Regions from separate parts of the Homo sapiens genome. Here region 1 is linked to region 2. Evidence: chromatin loops called from intact Hi-C (ENCODE). Cell type or tissue: PC-3. All regions are shown on one strand. Region 1 overlaps OSBP2 (oxysterol binding protein 2). Region 2 overlaps OSBP2 (oxysterol binding protein 2).

The links. Peaks named below come from ENCODE experiments on the same cell type or tissue, not always from the same donor. Only the 100,000 strongest peaks of a DNase experiment are listed, where the experiment ranks them.
Region 1: a loop joins it to region 2, with 3 times the contacts of the local background. A loop is called at or near these places in 1 of 110 quality-filtered maps.

The regions. Positions count from the first base shown.
Region 1 is chr22:30,779,079-30,783,078 of GRCh38, forward strand. All of the region lies in intron 2 of OSBP2 (oxysterol binding protein 2), which reads left to right. Among named protein-coding and RNA genes, the nearest start is that of MIR3200, 50 kb to the left of the region's middle. RefSeq lists an enhancer at 782-1,282. In PC-3, no CTCF peak of the experiment used is centred here; a DNase peak (open chromatin) is centred at 2,393; H3K4me3 peaks cover 257 bases; H3K27ac peaks cover 1,811 bases.
Region 2 is chr22:30,828,702-30,832,701 of GRCh38, forward strand. All of the region lies in intron 2 of OSBP2 (oxysterol binding protein 2), which reads left to right. Among named protein-coding and RNA genes, the nearest start is that of MORC2-AS1, 92 kb to the right of the region's middle. RefSeq lists enhancers at 1,055-2,254, 1,190-1,690, 1,691-2,191. In PC-3, no CTCF peak of the experiment used is centred here; DNase peaks (open chromatin) are centred at 1,580 and 2,400; H3K4me3 peaks cover 398 bases; H3K27ac peaks cover 3,505 bases.

The DNA of each region.
Region 1 (4,000 bases), 50 kb before region 2:
TGGTGTATATATATACAGATAGATACAGAATTTCGCTTTTTTGCCCAGGCTGGAGTGAAGTGGCCTGATCTCGGCTCACTGCAACCTCTGCCCACCGGGTTCAAGTGGTTCTCCTGCCTCAGCCTCCCGAGTAGCTGGGATTACAGGCGCCCACAACCACACCCAGCTAATTTTTTTTTTTTTTTTTTTTTCTGGTATTTTTAGTAGAGACAGGGTTTTGCCATGTTGGCCAGGCAGGTCTTGCACTCCTGACCTCAGGTGATCTGCCTGCCTTTGCCTCCCAAAGTGCTGGGATTACAGGCATCAGCCACCATGCCTGGCCTTAAAATTTTGGTTTTTATATATGTTGTATAATATACATAAAGTGTAAGTCAACTAGTACAACATATATATAAAATCTATAAACCATTATTCATATACTGAGGGCTCATGTTTTTTGGATGGGGACATTTGCAAATGCCTCCAGAGGGTGGTCCTGGGCGGTATGGTCACCTAGCACATTCCTGCCTCAGCCACTTGGCCTCCCTTCCCTTCCTGGATACACTTGCAGCTGCAGGAGCTGGACGAAGTAACCCCAAGTGACAAGAACCCACATTTGCCCTTCACTGAGAAAGCGCCAGAGAGAAAAGAAGTACCTTTTTTTCAAAGTATCCTCAGTTCCTTTCCAGAATGAAGTAGAAATAGAGCTGAGGGGACAAAGGAGGGGTCCAGCCTCATGCTTGAGGTGTGGGGACACGGAGAACCCTCGGCCCTTTTGGTGGCTGGGTGGTCTTTCTCCCGGTGAAGGCTGGTCCTTGCTGCCCACCCTGGCCCACCTGGGCAGCCCCTGCCCTTTGTGTCTCTCTCCCCACAGCTTGTCTTCCCTCCTCAGGCTGTCTGTTGCCCCTTGGTGTTCCTTTCCACATTGTTTTTCCTTTTAGATGTGTATTTCATGTGTGCCAGACAGATTCTCATTCTGTACGAAGCAAAAACCTTTCATCTATTTGTAGTCAATTCAAAGCCAAATCAAGATGCCAGAACTGAAGGATCATTCAGGCTGAGTGTTCAGTCCTTGAGGGGCCCACAGCCCCGGGCGAGCAGAAAGGCACTGTTATTCAGCATTATTTGAAAACCACGAGTTGCCTCGTACCATTTCCTGCACCCCAGTGCTAATGCTTCTGCTGCAGATATGCCACAGTGATCCATTTCCTCTCAGAATGTGGCACGGTGAAGATCCAGTAGCATGTCCTGTGAAAAATTTCATCCATGCCACAGCTGCTGAGGAGTCGACCTCATCCGTGAGTTTTCCTCAGCCCCTGCTACGTATAAAGAACCCGACACGCATGACACGGAGTAAATGTCACAGCTCTGTGACTCTGGCATTTTCCACATTGTTGTAATGCACCCAGGCTACTAAGACTTCACTAAACTGTTTTTTGTTTGTTTTTTGTTTTTCTTGAGATGGAGTCTCACTCTGTTGCTGAGGCTGGAGTACAGTGGATCGATCTCAGCCCACTGCAACCTCCACCTCCCGGGTTCAAGCAATGCTTATGCCACAGCCTCCCGAGTAGCTGGGATTACAGGCGCCCGCCACCACACCTGGCTAATTTTTATATTTTTAGTAGAGACAGTGTTTTGCCATGCTGGCCAGGCTGGTCTCGAACTCCTGACCTCAGGTGATCCGCTCGTCTTGGCCTCCCAAAGTGTTGGGATTACAGGAGTGAGCCACCCCACCTGGCCTACAACTAAACTGTTTAAATTGAACTCCTTTGGCATTTGTGGATCTAAGGTCTGGTGTTTCAAACGACTCAAATGTAAAAACCTCCAGTGGGGTGACCAGGGAGCTGGGCTTTCCCAGGAGGTGGGAGGCCTGACCACAGAAGGTTCTGTGCCTCATGTACAGTTTTTATTTTAATATTTAAAATTTTTTTTTTTGAGACGGAGTTTCGCTGTTGTCACTCAGGCTGGAGTACAGTGGCGTGATCTCGGCTCACTGCAACCTTCACCTCCCGGGTTCAAGCAATTCTCCTGTCTCAGCCTCCCAAGTAGCTGGGATTACAGGCATCCGCCACCATGCCTGGCTAATTTTTTTTTTTTTTTTTTTAGTAGCGATGGGGTTTCACCATGTTGTGCAGGCTGGTCCTGAACTCCTGACCTCAGGTGATCCACCCACCTCGGCCTCCCAAAGTGCTGGGATTACAGACATGAGCCACCACACCCGGCCGATGTTTTTGTTTTTTACATCCACTCATACACATACAAGGGAGTATGGAAGTCATGCTTCTCTCAAAAAGCAGCAGCCCTGCTCCCCCCACCTTCCTCTCTTTCCATCCTGCTCCCCAAGGCAGCCATTCCTGACTTTAGTTAATGCCCTGGTTCATGCCACACACTGAGTCATTTGTCCTGTGGCTCAGGCCCCAGCCTGAGGTGTGTGTGTTTGTGGAGAGACGCAGGAACACCAGCTTGAGAGGGTGATGTGCGATCACAAATGGAATCCTATCTGATATACCTCTGCTTCCTGCAAAGATCCAGGGGATGTGAATGGTGGCCCTGAGTGGACTCAAATGGGCTGACCAGGGAGCCGCATCTGCCCAGTAGGGGAAGGTGGGGGCTGGTGGCAGAGTGAGCCAAGAGAACACTGGGTTTCTAGCAGGAGACAGGAGGTCTGACCACAGGAAGGTTCTGGGCCTCCAGTCTCAACAGGCTTGCAGTGATTGTCCCAGCTGGAGGATGTGGGAAATGTAGAGTTTCCTGATGGACAACCACTCTTTTTGTTTTCAATCCATGTCTTAAAAACCAAAGTCATAGACTCGGCACAGTGGCTCATGCCCATAATCCCAGCACTTTGGGAGGCCGAGGTGGATGGATCACTTGAGGCTAGGAGTTTGAGACCAGCCTGGCCAACAGGGTGAAACCCCATCTCTATAAAAATACAACAGTTAGCCAGGCGTGGTGGTGGGCACCTGTATTCCCAGCTATTTGAGAGGCTGAGGCAGGAGAATCTCTTGAACCCAGGAGGTGGAGGTTGCAGTGAGCCGAGATTACGCCACTGCACTCCAGCCACGGCGGCAGAGTGAGACTCTGTCTCAAAATCAAAAAATCATAACTGGCAAGCAGTAAACTGCCTATAGTGTACAGTCAGATAAGTTTTGACATTTATGCACCCATGAAACCATCACCACAATCAAGATAATGTACACATTCATCATTCCAAATTCTCTTCATGCCCTTTTGTAATTCCTCCTCAGCCCCTTCCACCTCCTGCAGACAACCACTAATCTACTTTCTTGTGTGATCGTTTGCATTTTCTAGGATTTCTTTTTTTTTCTTCACCATCTTGGCCAGGCTGGTCTCGAATTCCTGACCTTAGGTGATCTGCCTCGGCCTCCCAAAGTGCCAGGATTACAGGCGTGAGCCACTGCGCCCGGCTGCATTTTCTAGGATTTCATACAAATGGGATTGTACTGCAAGTACTCTAGTTGGCTTTTGTCACCCAGTGTAACTGTTTTGAAATCCATCTGTGTTGTTGCCTGCGTCACTAGTGTGTTGCTTTTTATTGCTGAGTAGTGTTCCATTGTGTGGACGCACCACAGTGTATTTATCTGTTGCCTGTGGATGGACATTTGAGTTGTTTCCAGGTTCGGCCATAACAGAGCTGCTGTGAACATTTGCATACAAATCTTTCTGTGGACATACACGTTTTTTTATCTTGGGTAAATATTTAGGAATAGAATGGCTGACTCAGGGTACATATATGTTTAACTTTTTAAGAAATTGCCACATCATCTTCGAAAGTGATTACACCATTTGACATTCCCATAAGCAGTGTGACAATGTCCCAGGCTGGGGGACAGAATCAGCCATCCCAGGACAACCCGAGGAAGTGTCAAACACAGGTTCTCCTGATGAGCAATACTTATTTTGCCTTTCAAAAATGATTGTATGTTTTCTCAGACATGACAGTGTCTGTTATGTCCTTTCTGCTTCAAAGAGTAGGGAACCTGTGGCTTTTTTTTTTTTT
Region 2 (4,000 bases):
GCACACCTGTGTGCATGTGAGTGTCACTGTGTGAAGGGCAGGCCTACAGGTAGAGAGGGCGAGAGCTCAAGGAAGGAGGAGAGGAGACGGGGGAGAGGTGGGCAGAGCAGGCTTCCCCCAGTGCTTGTATTGGCTATGCAGAAGTCCCCCTCAGCAAACAGGCTTCATGCCAACCCTGAGCCCCTAGGTAGCGAGGGGGCAGTTGTGCTGGACTGGAAGGGCCTGGAGGGAAAAGAGGGTCATGATGGGGCAGTGCAGCAGAGAAGAGGAGACCCTCGTGGGCCAAGCACCAGCCCTGTGCGCTTGTGGCTGTTCACTGTGCCACAGCATGCCCAGTGACAGTGAGGAAGGCATTGACAGTGTGGAGGCGATGGGGCTGGGACAGGCCCAGGCTCCCCCAGCCAGGCAGTCAAGGTTCTTTGCCACTGGTAGCCCCAAGGAGCCTGGAGAACATAGCGTGCTCTCCAGGGAGCTGGTTCATTTGGCGTTCACGGGTTGGCGTGCAGGGCTGCTGTGGGCTCACTTGGCACCTCGCGTGGATTAGAAAAGGATGCCTCTTCCTCAAGACCCTTTACCCCTACTTATTTTTTGTTTAGTTATTTTTTTGAGACGGAGTCTTGCTCTGGAGTCTTCCAGGCTGCAGTGCCGTGGTGCAATCTCGGCTCACTGCAACCTCTGCCTCCCGGGTTCAAGCTGTTCTCCTGCATCAGCCTCCCGAGTAGCTGGGATTACAGATGCCTGCCACCACGCCTGGCTAATTTTTGTATTTTTAGTAGAGATGGGGTTTCCCCATGTTGGCCAGACTGGTCTTGAACTCCTGAACTCAAATGGTCTGCCTGCCAAAGTGCTGGGATTACAGGCGTGAACCAAATCCTCCCAAAGTGCTGGGATTGCAGGCGTGAGCCACCACGCCGGGCCCTTACCTCTACTTATTTGTAAACTGTTGTAATAGTTTAAAATTGTTCTGATTTGTCAGAACGAGACTCTTCCATTTGCTGGATTTGCATTGTAATAAAAATAAATCTATAGTGTCTGTTGTGAATGGCACTTCCTAGGGCTGTGCAATGTACAACCTGCTCAACCATATGCAACAGCCCTGTTAATAAAAACAATTATTAGTAATAATATTTGACTGGTCCTGAAGGTAGCACAATGACCTCTGTTGCCTCTGGGCAAAGAGAGGGCTGCTTAGGTGCCAGGCTAAGACAGGTGACCCGACGGGGGCCAAAGTGGGAGCAGGGCTTGGGAGACTTCAGTGAAAAGATCTCAAGGTGGCTAGTGAAATGGAGAGAGGGGCCTGAGTCTGGATGCATGGGGTTGAGCTGGAGCTGGGACTGAGGGGTTTGCTGGATGTACATCTTCTTCTGACCTCATCAGGGAGTGTCCTGTAGGGCCCGGCCCTGCCCACTGCAGATTCATTCTCCTGGCATCTGGTTTTCCTATAAAGTGCCAGTCAGCTCAAACCAGCAGCAGCATCTGATCAAATAGATGAGCAATATGAATAAAAATGAAGTTATGGGCTTTGGGCTGCCAAAGATAAATTTCCTTTTATGTCCTGTTTCCCTGTGACGTGTGTGTTGAGTAATGATTCCTGACGCATATCTTCAGAAATAGTAGTTGCTCACACTGGGTGGTGTGTCAAGGCGGAAGGAGGCCACAGACTTGGGGAATGGAACCCCACCTGGACAGCGCCCTGGGGCTGCCTGCCGCATCCTGACCTGGCATGGCCATCAGCCTTTCGGCCATAGGTGGGGCTGGTTAGAGGACAAGTGTCTTTCCTGGTCAGGCCCACTGGGTGCATCCCTCCACCGCGGATATTTTTACATTAGAAGCAGCATAGTTTGTACGGGACAGGGCCCCTGGAATGTGACTCTTAGTTCATTAACCATTTGGTAACTGCTCATCTGCCTGGCAAAATCCCTTCCCCAAATCCCACTCCTCACCTGTCCCCCAGCACACATGCTTTGTTTTTGGCCAGACTTTCTGAGATTCAGCAGGACCAATCTTCTGTGCCCTAGGCATTCATTATTTTTAAGGGTTATTTACTGTTTAGACAACAATTCCAGATGTTCAAGAGCATGGCGTTTCCATAGCGCCATTATCCCTTTGCCACTGTTTTTAGGTCTCTATTTTTGGTCAATGTTTTTCCTTTATACAAACATCCTTTTAATATCATTGAGATCCAAAAAAAAAAAATGTCATTTTCACATGGCTGTACATCATAAACACTTTCCCACGTTATCGCAGGCTTTGTGTTTATTCGTTGGAAGGCTGTGGAATGCCTTTTCCTTCTGTTAGACATTTAGGTTCTTCCCAGATCACTGTAGCCAACTGCTGCCTGAGCATCTTTGGCATGTAAAGTTTTTCCTTTGTGTTTCTTTCCGGGACACATTGCCAAGAATGCAATCGCTGAGTCAAAGGGTGTGAATGCTTCCCTCTAGCAGCCCCATCACCCTTGGCAAGAACGTTCTGGTTCATGATGCTTGGGGCGGGTGTGGACAACACCTTGCTGTAAGCTTCCCTACATTAGACTTCCATCATTCTGAGAGATTATTCTTTGGCCAGTATAATGTGCCTTGTTTTCACTTGCAATTGACTAACCAAAAAGCATGAAGTGTCCTTACTAGTTCAGTTATTATTTGTTGTTGCTCTTTGATGGCTCGTCAGCTGCACTGTCTCCTGCCATTGTGTGGAAAACCAACGGAAGGCATTCTAAACGAAGTTGGTTTATGTTGTACGTGGCTGGAACCCAAGCCAGACAGGACTTCTTGGGACCCTGGCACCGATCCACTGTCCTTGGTGGTTGGGGTTCAGAGAAGTGGTCCCTGGAACTGTCATCCCCTAGCAAAACCTGCTTCTTGACTTGTGGGGCAAATGCAAAATGAAAATATAGGGCCCCTTGCAAAAATTATTAAGAATTTCAAGACAGCTGAGAATTAAATCAAGGGTAGGGCCCTTCTGAATTGGGGGTGATGCTGGCACTGCCCCTGTTCTCTGGAGTTATCTAGTGGGAGGTGGCTCACTTGACTGTACTGAATCCACTCTTTAGCTTTCCCAAGGGACATTCCAGATGCAGAGGTCCCAATCCAGGCATGGGTGAGAGTCTGATGGGAGGCCACTTATGGCCACCAACAGCCCCCATCCTGCTGCTGTGATCAGCACTCAAAGTCAGCACCACAGGAGAACCTGTTAACCACCCTCTCTGATCTCCTTGGCCCAAAGTTAATTGCCTTCTCCCATGGCTGTTTCTGTGCCTACTTTGACCTCACCCTGACCCCTGGTAGCTCTTTCTGGTGATGATCTGACCTTTCTCCTCCTGCTCCTCTTTGCCTGCTTTGGCCAAGCAGAACAAGTGACCAGGAAGCATCTCACTGTCCTGGGACATTCTGGGCACTTTTTCCAGTATGAGCCTTCATCTTTGTTGTGCCTACTTCACTCCCACCATCCCTCTCTGCCCTTCTGCCCTTGCCCCCTTCTTACCAGCTCAGTTTTCAAGATTCACACTGAAGTCCTTAATGTATCCAGAATTGATTTCTGTATATATATGTAAATGATATGAACTATGCAGTTAATTTTCTTTTTCTTTTTTCTTTTCTTTCTTTTTTTTTTTAAGATACAAAGTCTCGTTTTGTTGCCTGGAGTGCAGTGGCATGATCATGGCTCACTGCAGCCTCGACCTCCCCATCTCAAGCGATCCTCCCACCTCAGCCTCCCAAGTAGCTGGGACTACAGGCATGTGCCACCACACCTGGCTAATTTTTTTTTTTCCTGTAAAGATGGGGTTTTGCTATGTTGCCCAGGCTGGTTTTGAACTCTTGGCCTCAAGTGCTCCTCCTGCCTTGGCCTTCCAAATGCTGGCAGGAGCTGCTGCTTGTATTGTGCAAAGCAGGTAATTTAAGTGGCTGCAGATAGCCGCTCACAGTTGGAATCATTGTTTGGACTCATTCTTAATTGGAAATGCCAGGCTCTTTCTGTGATCACGGTCACGATCTCCTTGAAG